Regions from separate parts of the Homo sapiens genome. Here region 2 is linked to region 1. A link is a contact called in ENCODE Hi-C or POLR2A ChIA-PET data. All regions are on one chromosome and are shown on one strand. Each heading gives the region's core, a stretch centred on a gene start or an enhancer-like site at or near the end of the contact. The rest is flanking DNA. Distances are from core to core; before and after follow the strand shown. Region 1 holds the start of NIPSNAP1 (nipsnap homolog 1). Region 2 has its middle 16 kb from the start of PISD.

Region 1 (4,724 bases), core at 1,747-4,246:
GATCATACTGACTTTGATTTTTTTTTTTTTTTCGAGATGGAATCTCTATCACCCAGGCTGGAGTGCAGTGGCGCGATCTTGGCTCACTGCAACCTCTGCCTCCTGGGTTTAAGCCATGTTCCTGACTCAGTCTCCGGAGTAGCTGGGGTTACAGGTGTGCGTCACCATGCCATGCCTGGCTAATTTTTGTATTTTTATTTTTTATTTTATTTATTTGTTTGTTTTGTTGAGACGGAGTTTCGCTCTTGTTTCCCAGGCTGGAGTGCAATGGCGCGATCTTGGCTCACTAAAATCTCTGCCTCCTGGGTTCAAGTGATTCTCCTGCCTCAGCCTCCTGAGTAGCTGGGATTGCAGGCACATGCCACCACATCCGGCTAATTTTTATATTTTTAGTAGAGATGGGGTTTCATCATATTGATCAGGCTGGTCTCGAACCCCTGACCTCAGGTGATTCCCCTGCCTTGGCCTCCCAAACTGCTGGGATTACAGGCATGAGCCACTGCGCCCGGCCTAATTTTTGTATTTTTAGTAGAGATGGGGTTTCACCATGTTGGCCAGGCTGGTCTCGAACTCCTGACCTCAGGTGATCCACCCACCTTGGCTTCCCAAAGTGCTGGATTTACTGGCATGAGCCACCGCACCCAGCCTGATTTATTTATTTAATTAAAAAATCATAACTCACTACAGCCTGGACCTCCTACCTCAAGTGATTTTCCTGCCTCAGCCTCCTGAGTAGCTGGGACTACAGGTGTGTGCTACCATGCTCAGCTAATTTTTTGAATTTTCATAGATCCTCCTGCCTTGGCCTCCCAAAGTGCTGGGATTACAGGCATGAGCCACCACACGTGGTCCTAATCTTAAAATTATTATTATTTTTTTATAGAGACTGGGTCTTGCTCTGTTGCCCAGGCTGGAGCGCAGTGGTGCAATCATGGCCTGGCCTCCACTCCCCCCATGCCAAGCATAACAGGAGGCAACCACTAGTCAGTGGGTGGACATTCTTTTGGGGAGCTGTCCCTGCCCCTTTGGAAGTGGATAGAGCCCCTGCCCCCTGTGGGGTCTGCAGGCTCTCCACCCCTGCCAATGTCTGTGATCTGGGGGATTGTGGGCTGAGAAGGGATTAGTTTAGAGGGCGGGCAAAAGAGCTGGGCAGGGCAGAAAGAGGCCCCAGGATTTTCAGGCAGAGAAGTCAAAGGGGGATGAAAAGGGGAAAGGAGATGGTGGAGATAAAGTGTCTGCAGCTGACAGCCTTGCCCCTGTCTTCACTTGTAAGGAAGTTTGTTTCTTTGATGGTGATAAACCTGGCATGTGAATGCCTTTCCCCAGAGAATGCACCACAGAGGAGCACGTAACGTTGTATACAATTTCAGGGGGCTTACTGATGCAACCCCTTTGCAGAAATTTTAACAGTGAGAAAATTATGACAGTGAAAGTGATCTGACCTAACCGACTCCATTTTGCTTCTAACCCCCAAACTGTCCATATTCATTCCTGGGCATAGGCCAAACTTACAGTCTTTTTGTTTGTTTTTTGAGACGGAGTTTCGCTCTTGTTGCCCAGGCTGGAGTGCAGTGGCGCGATCTCGGCTCACTGCAACCTCTGCCTCCAGGGTTCAAGAGATTCTCCTGCCTCAGCCTCCCGAGTAACTGGGATTACAGGTGCCCGCCACCATGCCTGGCTAATTTTTTTGTATTTTTAGTAGAGACGGGGTTTCACCCTGTTGGCCAGGCTGGTCTTGAACTCTTGACCTAAACTTCTGATCCACCTTTGCCTCCCAAAATGCTGGGATTACAGGCATGAGCCACCATGCCCGGCAGCAAATTTATAGTTCAACTTTGAAACAAAGATAACAGCCCTCTCCCAAAATAAACCCCTTTCTTGCCTGGGGACCAGACTGCTTTTGTAAGACTAACAAATTAGCCACGAGATTAGAAATTACGGTTTAGGAGTCATGCAGGTAGTGGCCACAGATTCTAAACCTCCCCAGTTGCTCCTAGGGATAACATCACTACTGTAAAACCTAAGATTGGTGCTCAAGATATTTTTCCGATCCTGCACTCAATGGATCCGCTGGCGATACACAGATTAAGAAACCGGATCATCCGGTTTTGTGGCCCCCACCCAGAGATCCACTCAGCACAAGAGGACGGCTTCCACTCCCTATGATTGCATCTCCGACCTGACCAATCAGCACTCTCCACTCTCTGGCCCCTACCCACCAAATTATCCTTAATAAAACCCAGTCTCCGAATTTTCAGGGAGACTGATTTGAGTAATAATAAAACTCCGGTCTCCCATTCAGCCGGCTCTGCATGAATTAAACTCTTATTGCAATTCCTCTGTCTTGATAAATCCGCTGTCTGGGAAACGGGCAAAATGAACCCATGGGGTGGTTACACTGACCCTCTGCTGCACATCCCGGACAGCCTTGTTAAGAACCCTTGGTAGGCTGGGCATGGTGGCTCACGCCTGTAATCCCAGCACTTTGGGAGCACGAGGCAGGCAGATCACGAGGTCAGGAGATCGAGACCATCCTGGCTAACACGGTGAAACCCCGTTTCTACTAAAAATACAAAAAATTAGCTGGGCGTGGTGGCAGACGCCTGTAGTTCCAGCTACTCGGGAGGCTGAGGCAGGAGAATGGCGTGAACCCAGGAGGCGGAGCTTGCAGTGGGCCGAGATCGCGCCACTGCGCTCCAGCCTGGGCGACAGAGCGAGACTCCGTCTCAAAAAAAAAAAAAAAAAAAAAAAGAACCCTTGGTATTATTGTTCCACGCTCCCATTTTACCGAGGTGGATCCTGAGGCCCAGAGTGGGCAAAGGGCTTGCCAAGGTCGCAGAGCGCGCAGAGGATTAGAACCCTGACTTCCGTCCAGCACCTGCGGAGTTGGAGACGCCCACAGGAAACGCCCACCTGACCGGGTGAGTGAGGGGGCGGGCGAGCCGGAGGGGTGGAGTTTATTCGCGCCCCGCCTCCGCCACCAGGGCTTGGGGGCGGGGCCTTCCTGCAACCTTTGCGGCTCCAACATGGCTCCGCGGCTGTGCAGCATCTCTGTGACGGCGCGGCGGCTGCTGGGGGGCCCGGGGCCTCGCGCTGGGGACGTTGCGTCTGCAGCTGCGGCGCGGTGAGAGCCCGGCCAGGCAGGGATAGACGCGCGCGGGGTGGGGTGCAGGCGCGGGGGCCAGGGACTGGGTCGTGGGGGAGGGGCTGAGACTCCTCGCTTGGAATCTGGGGGTTAGAGGCGGGGCAGGATCAAGGCCTAGGGAGGGGTCTGGGCAAAGAATGGGGGAGGTGAGAAAGGGATGGGTAGGGTCTTTGTCCTGGTTGGGACCGGGCTGTGATGGGGACCTGATGAAAGATGGTGAGAAGGGCAGGTACTGGGCCCTGGAGAGTGGGAGAGGGCAGAAGACAGGAGGAGTGGCCCATTCCCAGGCGTAGCTTGTGATTTAACACCCACTGGGGGCTTCTGGTAGTCAGCTCCTCCGTCGGGAAGTTCTGTGGGAAAGAGATGATGGCAGGGGAGCAGTGGGGGATCCCCAGGGGCCATGGCTGCACAGACCCTTTGTTCCTCCACCTCGAACTGTACAGGTGGGGAAACGGACCTGAGAGGGAATGGGAGTTGTCCAAGGTCACCCTCCCTGCTGTGCCGTGGCAGCACCAGGTCTGGGACCCAGGCCTGCCAATGCGCCATGCACTTTGCACCCAACTGGTGGCCTCCTGGGAGTGGGAGTCTGGCTGGGCCATGTGCTCTCAGCCTGGGCTTTTGTTTGGGCCCTGCTCTGGGCTGAGCTAGGGCTTGGCCTCCCTGACTGGCCCTGGGCAGCCCCTCACTCCTTGGTCCCCACAGCCCTGTACTTCCCCCATCTCTGCATATATGACCCTGCACAGTTATGACTTGGTGCTTGTCTGTCTCTCTCACTAGACCATGATCTCATTTTTCTCTGTTTCCCCAGCCTCCCACCCTCAGAGGGCTCAGGACTGTGTATGGTCAAGGAATATTTACCAAAGAAGTGAGGCCACCTGTTCCCCCTCCCCCAACCTGTGAAAAGGAAGCAACCATCCCTCCTGCCCTGCAGCCCAGGAATGAAGCTGCAAAGTTCTGATAGTGCCTGCCATGAGATGTTACAGCACAGAGCAGTGGGGCTTTTGGACAGCTGGGAAAGAGGAGTGGCATAAGCGCCCCACCTAGACTGCCCAATAATTAGGGATAAAGCTGACACCGTGGGAAAAGCCTAGAGTTTGCCTGGCACTAACAGATCTAACTCAGACTTTGTAGGTGGGGTGACCTCAGGACTCTTTAAGCCTCGGGTTCCTCATCTGTAAAATGGGAGTAATCAGGATGTATCTCATAGGGTTGTTGAGGATTAAAGATGCTGTGGTTGGTCGGGTATGGTGGCTCATGCCTGTAATCCCAGCACTTTGGGAGGCCGAGGCAGGCAGATCACTTGAGGTCAGCAGTTCAAGACCAGCTTGGCAACACGGCGAGATCCTGTCTCTATAAAAAGTACAAAAATGGCCGGGCGCGGTGGCTCACGCCTGTAATCCCAGCACTTTGGGAGGCCGAGGCGGTGGATCACGAGGTCAGGAGATCGAGACCATCCTGGCTAACACGGTGAAACCCCATCTCTACTAAAAATACAAAAAATTAGCTGGGCGCGGTGGCAGGCGCCTGTAGTCCCAGCTACTCAGGAGGCTGAGGCAGGAGAATGGCGTGAACCCAGGAG
Region 2 (4,836 bases), core at 2,029-4,528, 2.1 Mb before region 1:
TGGCCTCAGAACTGCAACAAGGAATTCTATCCATGTAGTCTTCTATTTACAGAACTTAACTGCGTGACAGCTGTGCTTCTTGTTAGGTTTCATGGTTATTTGGAGAAATGTACTCTCCTACACCATTTCTTGAGAAAAGAGTTGCTAATTAACAGTTAAGGCAGTATAATCTCTTTAACCTCTCATTACAGAATCTTGTGTTGGTAGAGCCTGGTGAAGACTGATCAAAACTAATTTAAGGCTGAGCGCTGTAACTCATGCCTGTAATCCCAACACTTTGGGAGGCCGAGGCAGGTGGATCACTTGAGGTCAGAAGTTGAAGACCAACTTAGCCAACATGGTGAAACCCCATCTCTACTAAAAATACAAAAATTAGCCAGGCATGGTGGTGCACGCTTATGATCCCAGCTACTCGGGAAGCTAAGGCTGGAGAATCACATGAACCTGGCAGGCAGAGGTTGCAGTGAGCCAAGATCACGCCACTGCACTCCAGCCTGGGTGATAGAGCGAGACCCTGTCTCAAAAAAAACAAACCACTGATTTAAGAATCCTGGCCAGGCGCAGTGGCTCACGCCTGTAATCCCAGCACTTTGGGAGGCCGAGGCAGGCAGATCATGAGGTCAGGAGATCGAGACCATCCTGGCTAACATGGTGAAACCCCGTCTCTACTAAAAATACAAAAAAATTAGCCGGGCGGGGTGGCGGGTGCCTGTAGTCCCAACTACTCAGGAGGCTGAGGCAGGAGAATGGTGTGAACCCGGGAGGCGGAGCTTGCAGTAAGCTGAGATCGCACCACCGCACTCCAGCCTGGGCGAAAGAGCGAGACCCTGTCTCAAAAAAAAAAAAAAAAAAAAAAGAATCCTCTCTGTGGTGTCCTGTCCTCTTCCAGCAATGGAAAACACATTTCTATTTACTTTCCCTTTTTTTTTTTTGAAACAGTCTCACTTTCGCCTAGCCTGAGTGCAGTAGCACAATCACAACTTAGCTCACTGTAGCCTCGAACTTCCTGGCTCAAGAGATCCTCCTACCTCAGCTTCCCAAGTAGCTGGGACTACAGTCATATGCCACCAAGCCCAACTAATTATTTTTTGGAAGAGACAGGGTCTCACTATGTTGCCCAGGCTGGTCTCAAGTGATCTCCTGCCTTGGCCTTCCAAAGTACTGGGATTACAGGCATGAGCCACCGCGCTTGACCTCCCCCGCCACCACTCCACCTTTGAGACCGTCACGCTCTATCACCCACGCTGGAGAGCAGTGGCATGATCACGGCTCATTGCAACCTTGGAACTCCTGGGCTCAAGCCATCCTCCTGCCTCAGCCTCCTGAGTAGCTGAGACCACAGTGCCATGACACCAGGCTAACTTTTTATTTTCTATAGAAGCAAGGTCTTGTTACATTGCCCAGGCTGGTTTCTAACTCCGACCTTCAAGCAGTTCTTTCACTTTGGCCTCCCAAAGTGCTGGGATTACAGGTGTGAGCCACTGCACCTGGCCAATATCACAATTCTGCGGTTCATTCTGGGATTTCTCCTTTTTATCTTATTATTTTTTTGAGACAGAGTCTCACTCTGTCCCTCTGGCTGAAGTGCAGTGGTGCGATCTCGGCTCACTGCAACCTCTGCCTCCCAGGTTCAAGTGATTCTCCTCCCTTAGCCTCCCAAGTAGCTGGGACTACAGGTGTGCATCACCACGTCCGGATAATTTTTGTATTTTTACTAGAGACGGGATTTCACCATGTTGGCCAGGCTAATCTCGAACTCCTGACCTCAGATGACCCACCCGCCTCGGCCTCCCAAAGTGCTGGGATTACGAGCATGAGCCACAGCACTCGGCCAGATTTCTCTTTTTTAAAAAGTGTTCTAGAAAATTCATAATTCTTCAACTTACAGGGTCATAAGTGAGTCCTTCATGACATCTTTCTCAAACCACCAGTCCCTCCTCCTTCCTTATCCACAGCTGATAGTTTTCCTTCGCATTTCACTGAGGAGGTAGAAGCAATCTGAATACAACTTCCACACCGACACTTGGCTTTTCCTTGCTCGGATCTCATGATACGTGTGCACTTGCTGCCTGTGCCGACAGTGATGCCCTTCTCTCACATTTCTACATGGTTCCTTCAGTTACTGTATTCAGATATGTGCCTTTCCAGATCCCTCTACTGGGAAGTGTACTGCCTCCCATTATATGTCCTCCTTATGGTGTGCGAGATAAGAGAAAGATTTTTTTTTCTTTTTTTGAGACAGAGTCTCACTCTGTCGCCCAGGCTGGAGTGCAGTGGTGTGATCAAGACTCACAGCAACCTCCACCCCGGGTTCAAGCGATTCTCCTGCCTCAGCCTCTCAAGTAGCTGAGATCACAGGCGCCCGCCATGATGCCCGGCTAATTTTTGTATTTTTAGTAGAGAAGGGGTTTCACCATGTTGGCTAGGCTGGTCTCGAACTCCTGACCTCAAGTGATCCACCCGCCTCGGCCTCCCAAAGTGCTGGGATTCCAGGCGTCAGCCACCGCGCCCGGTCGGTGATATATATATATATATATATATATATATATTTTTTTTTTTTTTTTTTTTTTTTTTTTGAGGCGGATTCTCGCTCTGTCGCCCAGGCTGGAGTGCAGTGGCGCGATCTCGGCTCACTGCAAGCTCCACCTTCTGAGTTCACGCCATTCTACTGCCTCAGCCTCCAGAGTAGCTGGGACTACAGGCGCCCACCACCACGCCCGGCTTATTTTTTGTATTTTTAGTAGAGATGGGGTTTCACCGCGTTAGCCAAGATGGTCTCGATCTCCTGACCTCGTGATCCACCCGCCTTGGCCTCCCAAAGAGCTGGGATTACAGGCGTGAGCCACGGCACCCGGCCTGTTTTATATATTTTTTAACACCACCACGTCCCCATATTATTCACGTTAAGCTCCTTGAGGTCAAAGACTTTGCTATATTCACTCTGGCCCCTCGGACATCTAGAACAAAACTTGGTCTTACGTGGTGGGAGCTCAGGAAATACTTCATGCGTCAATGAATGATTCCCGCCCCCGTTGCTACACAGACCTGCCCAAGTCCTCTTTACCTCGCTGACTCTCTGAATATTTGAAGACGCCCCCTAATTTTTCTCCACCCCTTCTTAAATTATTCCTCAAGGGACCTGGATTCTAGCTGCCCGAGCACTGACAGCGAAACCGGGCACTTCCTGGTATTCGGATATGCGCAGCGCCAAGCGCAGCCGCACCCACTGCTGGCCTCACGCCGTCTGATTGGCTGCAGCTCTCCGGAGGGGCGGGGCCATCCGAGAAGCTATCCATATTGGAGGAGGCTGCTAGTCCTTTGCTGGTACCTGCCGGGCTGGAGAGCGGGGAGGGTCACGTGGTTAAGACTCGCCACGTGGGCCGGGCGCGGTGACTCAAGCCTGTAATCCCAGCACTTTGGGAGGCAGAGGCGGGCGGATCACTTGAGACAGGCCTGGCCAACCTGGTGACTCTACTAAAAATACAAAAAATTAGCCGGGAGTGGTGGCGCGCGCCTGTAATCCCAGCTACTCGGGAAGCTGAGGCAGAAGAATCGCTTGAACTCGGGAGACTGTAGGTGCCGTGAGCCGAGGTCGCGCCACTGCACTCCAGCCTGGGAGAAAGACTCGCCTAAGCAGTTTCTCTCTTTTCTTTTGCATTTTTAATCTTAGACTTTTGGAGATGTTGAAATGGTCGCTGAAACACTGCAAACACAGGGATGGGGGACAGATCCCAAAGTATAGCAGCTACTCATGAGTCCCAGCGCCCCTCCTGTCCTTCCCCTACTGCTGCCTAAGTGGTCTTCCTAAAACACAAGTTTGCACTTGTCAGAACCACTCCTTAAGATCTCTCATGGGTTGCCCTCGTCTCCAAATAAAGATACTAACCACTGAGCTGGCCACGGTGTCTCACGCCTGTAATAGCAGCAGCACCTGGGGAGGCCAAGGCGGAGGACGTTTCACTTGAAGCCAGGAGTTCGAATGTGTGTGTGTCTGTGTGTGTGTGTCTGTGTGTGTGTGTGTGTGTATATATATATATATATATATATATATATGCCGGGCACGGTGACTCACGCCTGTAATCCCAACACTTTGGGAGGCCAAGGTGGGTGGATCACCTGAGGTCAGGAGTTCAAGACCAGCCTGGCCAACATGGTGAAACCCTGTCTCTACTACAATACTAAAAATACAAAAATTAGTCGGGCATGGTGGCAGGAGCCCGTAATCCCAGCTATGTAGGAGGCTGAGGCTGGAGAATCACTTGAACCCAGGAGGCGGAGGTTGCAGCGGCCAGAGATTGTGTCATTGCACTCCAGCCTGGGTGACAAGAGCAAAACTCCGTTTCAAAATAAATAAATATATATGTATATATATATAATATACATAATATATAATATATATTATATATATTTTTTATATATGGGGGGGGCAAGGTCTTGCTATGTTGCCCAGGCTGGATTAGAACTCTTGGGCTCAAATGATCCTCCTGCCTCAGCCTCCAAAGTAGCTGGGATTACAGGTGTCAGCTACTGTGCCCAGCCTATTTTTACATCTTTATTTTTATTTTATTTATTTATTTTTTGAGACGGAATCTCACTTTCTCGCCCAGTCTGAAGTGCAGTGGCGTGATCTTGGCTCACTGCAGCCTCCGCCTTTCCGGTTCAAGTGATTCTCCTCCTTCAGCCTCCTGAGTAGCTGGGATTACAGGCACATGCAAACATGCCTGCCTAATTTTTGTGTGTTTAGTAGAGATGGGGTCTCGCTCTGTTAGCCAGGGTGGTCTTGAACTTCTTTTTTTTTTTTTTGAGGCGGAGTCTCACTCTGTCACCCAGGTTGGA

The links. Hi-C counts contacts between places; a loop is a spot of excess contacts on that map. ChIA-PET counts read pairs that join two places held with the same protein, here RNA polymerase II (POLR2A). Pooled maps may share reads with other maps.
Region 2: a loop to region 1 is called in a pooled map, with 5 times the contacts of the local background. The contact joins the enhancer-like site here to the promoter of NIPSNAP1 in region 1. A Hi-C loop is called at or near these places in 1 of 50 pooled maps. POLR2A ChIA-PET finds 5 or more read pairs at or near these places in 2 of 52 experiments (GM10248 and T-cell).

The regions. Positions count from the first base shown.
Region 1 is chr22:29,579,385-29,584,108 of GRCh38, reverse strand. NIPSNAP1 (nipsnap homolog 1) reads left to right here and starts at 2,996. Exons shown (of 10, transcript NM_003634.4): 1 at 2,996-3,124. The coding sequence starts at 3,027. RefSeq lists a silencer at 3,190-3,239 and an enhancer at 3,223-3,835.
Region 2 is chr22:31,675,318-31,680,153 of GRCh38, reverse strand. No RefSeq gene overlaps it. Among named protein-coding and RNA genes, the nearest start is that of PISD, 16 kb to the right of the region's middle. Within about 2 kb of position 3,278, at least 24 of the 41 ENCODE cell types and tissues checked have a DNase peak (open chromatin) inside an H3K27ac peak, as active enhancers do.